Linked DNA regions of Homo sapiens: region 1 is linked to region 2. A link is a loop called in an ENCODE intact Hi-C map of the cell type or tissue named here. Cell type or tissue: OCI-LY7. All regions are shown on one strand.

Region 1 (2,500 bases), 56 kb after region 2:
AATCCTCTGTTCTTCCTGACGTTTCAAGTCCCATGTCTTCTCCTCCGTTCAATCACTTCCTAACAAGCACCAACAACATGTCAGCCCTGGGGAGAAACTTCCCTTCCTGTCCCTTCCCTTCCCAGGCCGTGGCACTGCCCCCACCTCTGAATTCCTCTCCACCTCTCTTACCCATGTGGCACTTAGCACACACTGCTTTGGATTCTATTTAAACACTCAACTTGCTTATATCTTGGTTTCTTGGTTGTCCAAGGAGAGCACAGGCCTCTGGAGGGCAGGAGATGTATAGAAAACGAATTTTTCTGTAACTAAAAGAAATTTTTGTTTTTAGGCCGAGTCTTGTTCTGTCTTCCAGGCTGGAGTGCAATGGTGCAATTTCTGCTCACTGCAACCTCCGCCTCCTGGGTTCAAGCGTTTCTCCTGCCTCAGCCTCCCGAGTAGCTGGGACTACAGGTGCCCTCCACCATGCCCAGCTAATTTTTGTATTTTTAGTAGAGATGGGGTTTCATCATGGTGGTCAGGCTGGTCTTGAACTCCTGACCTCAAGTGATCCACCCACCTCGGCCTCCCAAAGTGCTGGGATTACAGGCGTGAGCCACTGCACCTGGCAAAAATGTTTAAATATATACAAAAGTATGTAAAACCTATTATGCACAGTTCAAAGAATAATAAAACAGCCACTTAGCCACCAGCCTACTTAACAAAACCAGTGTCGTGGAAGTCCTGTATGCTGTTCCTCTGATTACAGCCCCTCCTCTATCCTGGAGGCAGCCTCTCTCCTAAATTCTGGGGTAGTCACTCCCTGACTCTTTTAACAAAACAGCTGTATACCCCAAGCATGTATTCTGAAACAGTAACAGTATTGCTGGCCGGGCGCGGTGGCTCACGCCTGTAATCCCAGCACTTTGGGAGGCCGAGGCGGGCGGATCACGAGGTCAGGAGATCGAGACCACGGTGAAACCCCGTCTCTACTAAAAATACAAAAAATTAGCCGGGCGCAGTGGTGGGCGCCTGTAGTCCCAGCTACTCGGGAGGCTGAGGCAGGAGAATGGCGTGAACCCGGAAGGCGGAGCTTGCAGTGAGCGGAGATCGCGCCACAGCACTCCCGCCTGGGCGACAGAACGAGACTCCGTCTCAAACAAAAAAAAAAACAGTATTGCTAAGTTTCGCCTGGTTTTGAACCTCACATAAAGGAACCACACCACATGGACCCTTTGGTGACTTGTTTCTTTCACTCAACATCATTCCCGAGACTCATCCATGCCCCTGCAGCTATATAGTCCATCCTCCTCGGCAGCTGCACAGTATCTCACGGTTCAGATGCACTGCAGTTCACAGGTCCCCCTGCTGCTGGTTCAGATACACCACGATTCACAGGTCCCCCTGCTGCTGGTTCAGATACACCACGATTCACAGGTCCCCCTGCTGCTGGTTCAGATACACCACGATTCACAGGTCCCCCTGCTGCTGGTGCTAGGCACGTGCACTGTTTCTGCTGGTTTTGATTTACAGTTAGGAACAGTGCTGCAGGGAGCGCTTGTCCCCATCTCCTGCACACCTGTGCAAGAGTTCGCAAAGGGATTTGCCCATGGTTTAACTGCTGGTCCACATGCATTCCACTGCCAAATGCTTTTGCAAAGCGGCAGAACCCATTCACACTCCCGCCAGCAGCAGGTTCGTGCCACTCCTCAATGTCACTGGCTGGTAGCGTCCAAAGCTTCACCTTCTGCCAACAGGGTGGCTGTGAAATGGTATCTCATTATGGTTTTAATTTACATTTCCCTGGTTACTAGTAAGGCTGCAGTCCTTTTTATATGTATGTGCTTTCTGTGTTTTGTAATCTATGAAATGCCCGTTCCTATCTTTTGTCCTTTCCTTTTTTTTCTCTCAGAATTGTAAGAATTCTTTAAATATTCTAGATACTAGCTCTCTGTATGTTTTGTGTCTCATTATAGTGTCTTTCATGAACTAAATGTGTTGTTATTATTATTGAGACAAGGTCTGGCTCTATTGCCCAGCCTGATGTGCAGTGGCATGATCACAGCTCACTGCAACCTCCGCCTTCCGGGCTCAAGCCATCCTCCCACCTCAGCATCTCAAGTAGCTGGGACACAGGCATGTACCACCAAGCCCAGTTAAATTTTTTTTGTGTGTGTAGAGATGAGGTTTCACCATGTTGCCCAGGCTGGTCTCAAACTCGTAAGCTCAAACCATTCACCTGCCTTGGCCTCCCAAAGTGCTGGGATTACAGGTGGGAGCCACTGCACCTGGCTGAATGTCTTAATTTTGAAAGAGACAAATATATCAATCTTTCTGCTTTAGGGTTTGTTTTATTTCAGAAATCCCTCCTTAGCCTCAGGTCATGAAGAAATTTTTTCGAATTATTTTCTAGAAATTTTACATTTTTGCTTTTTCAGTTTAAGTCTTTAATCCTCCTGGCGTTTTGTGATGGTGTGAGGCTGGGATCTCACACATCTTTTTTTTTTTTTTTTTTTTTTTG
Region 2 (2,500 bases):
TTATTTTTGGGGAAAATACAGTAACAAGATAAATGCCAGCCCCAAAGACATCCTTTTACAACTGAGAGTAAAGAAACACGGGCCACCGATGAAAGTGAGAACATGTGAACATCAACTCTGGTCTACTCGCTTGGAGAACTTTATTGATTGATTGGCTGATTGAGACAGAGTGTTGCTCTGTCACCCAGGCTGGAGTGCAGTGGCACGATCTCAGTTCACTGCAGCCTCCTCCTCCCGGGTTCAAGCAATTTTCCTGCCTCAATCTCCTGAGTAGCTGGGATTACAGCCGCCCACCACCACACCTGGCTAACTTGTAATTTTTAGTAGAGACAGGGTTTCACCATGTTGATCAGGCTGGTCTTGAACTCCTGACCTCAGGTGACCTGCTGCCTCAGCCTCCCAAAATGCTGGGATTACAGGTGTGAGCCACCGCACCCGGCCTCCTTGAGAACTTTCTTCCAGTTTCATTATCTGCAAGATTAAGGGCCAGTCACTAAGCTCCATTCCAACTGCATGAGATTCAGTGAGACAAAGCAGAGTGGTGACTGTCAGTCCCTGGTGGCTCTGACATCCTTTGCTATAGAGAACATTAAAAGGTGAGTCCCCTTCACAAAAACAACAAATGGGTAACACTGTGAGAAGATGGATGTGTTCATTCGTTTCACTAGAGTAACCTCCTTTTTACTATCTATATGTATTCCATAACATCATGTTGTATATCTTACATATACGCAGTAGGATTTGTTTTTTGTTTTTCTTTTTTAAAGTGAATCCCCAAGGAAATGGAGGATATATGGCAGGGAAATATCTTACTATTTGTTCCCTGCCTGATATTTATGCTTGCTTGGATATAAAAATCACAGTTCTAGCACATAAATGGGATATTAGAAAACAGAACACAAACATAAAGAAACAGGTTATTTTGCCTATCAGCACTTTGTTTACTTAGGCTTATAAAGTGTGTTCACATTCACTTCATCTAACTATAAAAGAAGTGACTCCTACCTCTTTGCAGAGATGAAGAAGGAGAGACAGAGCAAGGCTGTGAAGGGCCTAAGCTCTCAAACCCAAGACAGGGCAGAAGCAAGACACGACTCCTGCTCTGCTGGCACCGAGTGCTCCTGTCCTGACGTGGGAGCTACTGGTCTCTAGGGGGCAGCACTCACCTCACTAACAAGGTGACAGCACCTGCAACCACTGGAGAAGCAACACTGGTCCCTGAGAGGGCCCGGCACCCCCCTTTCACGCCAGAACCCCGCACGCCAGCACCATAGGTGACAATGTCAGGTTTCATGCGACCGTAGCCTCCTGGTAGCTCCTATGAATAAAAGCAGCTTGGTTGCTACATCTCGCACATTGGCATACAGCCGCATGCAATCATGAGTGAATCAAATCAGAACAGAGATATGGGTTAGTTAAAAACTGTATAACCTTAGGAAGGTACTGGTTTTAGTCTGAAATTCACTCCAGGCCAGGCGCAAGGCTCACACCTGTAATCCCAACACTCTGGGAGGCCGAGGCAGGTGGACTGCTTGAGCCCAGGAGTTCCAGACTAGCCTGGGCTACACAGTAAGACCCCCATCTCCACAAAAAATACAAAAATTAGCCAGATGTAGTGGCACAAGCCTGTAGTCCCGGCTACTCAGGAGGATCACCTGAGCCCGGGAGGTCAAGGCTGCAGGGAGCCGTGATTGTGCCACTGCACTCCAGCCTGGGCAACACAGTGAGATCCTGTCCCCCTCAGCCCCGCACCCGCCCCCCCCCCAAAAAAAAAGAGAAAAAAACAAAGAAATTCACTACAATACAGAAAATAAGCTTAAACGATAATGTAGAAAGTAAATTTTTAAAAATATATTTTATAACAACCAGAACAATGGCAAAGGCATAAAGCAATTAAAAGATAAGTATTTTAATTTTGCTGACATGCCAGACTGGAAAGTGGACACTGGCTTATCACCAAGACCAGAAACTGGAAACTGCTTTATCTCTAGATAAGTTAAAATTAGAAATATGTTAGAAAAATTAGAAAATTAAAATGTAAAAAAACCCAAACATGTTTCTTTACAAGGAAAAAAGTACACGGTATGAGTGGATGTTTCAAACGGTTGTAAAAGAGGAAATAAGAAACCACTGAGAAGGAACAAGATAACCACACGACTAACTTGGGATAACGTTTTAATAAGTACTTGCTTAAGCTTCTTAAGAATTGGGGCAAAACGAAAATTAGAATAGGATCTCATATTCTGTCAGAAAACAGGAGCCCAATTTGAAGGGAAGCCCTTTTCTGACCATCAAACCCAAGGACCATGGATGCACATACTGGGATACCGAGTAAAGGCATCCTCCACTGCAGCTGTGATGATGGAAGGACATTTCTCAAATGCCATTAAAAAGCTGGCTGGTGATGAAGGCCATGGACGTGACATCTCATCACGGTTTGGTGAAAGCGTTTACACGGGGAGCTGGGGACAAAGTGGATGACATCTCACCACAGTTCGGT

The links. Peaks named below come from ENCODE experiments on the same cell type or tissue, not always from the same donor. Only the 100,000 strongest peaks of a DNase experiment are listed, where the experiment ranks them.
Region 1: it touches region 2 in a loop (11-fold over the local background); 23 of 110 quality-filtered maps call a loop at or near these places.

The regions. Positions count from the first base shown.
Region 1 is chr16:84,139,955-84,142,454 of GRCh38, forward strand. All of the region lies in intron 1 of HSDL1 (hydroxysteroid dehydrogenase like 1), which reads right to left. Among named protein-coding and RNA genes, the nearest start is that of HSDL1, 4.0 kb to the right of the region's middle. In OCI-LY7, CTCF peaks have their summits at 1,443 and 1,642; a DNase peak (open chromatin) is centred at 1,497.
Region 2 is chr16:84,083,817-84,086,316 of GRCh38, forward strand. It overlaps MBTPS1 (membrane bound transcription factor peptidase, site 1), which reads right to left. Exons shown (of 23, transcript NM_003791.4): 10 at 1,167-1,318. Among named protein-coding and RNA genes, the nearest start is that of MBTPS1, 32 kb to the right of the region's middle. RefSeq lists a silencer at 1,115-1,164. In OCI-LY7, CTCF peaks have their summits at 1,159 (motif pointing right) and 1,366; DNase peaks (open chromatin) are centred at 1,155 and 2,165; H3K4me3 peaks cover 1,005 bases; H3K27ac peaks cover 1,320 bases.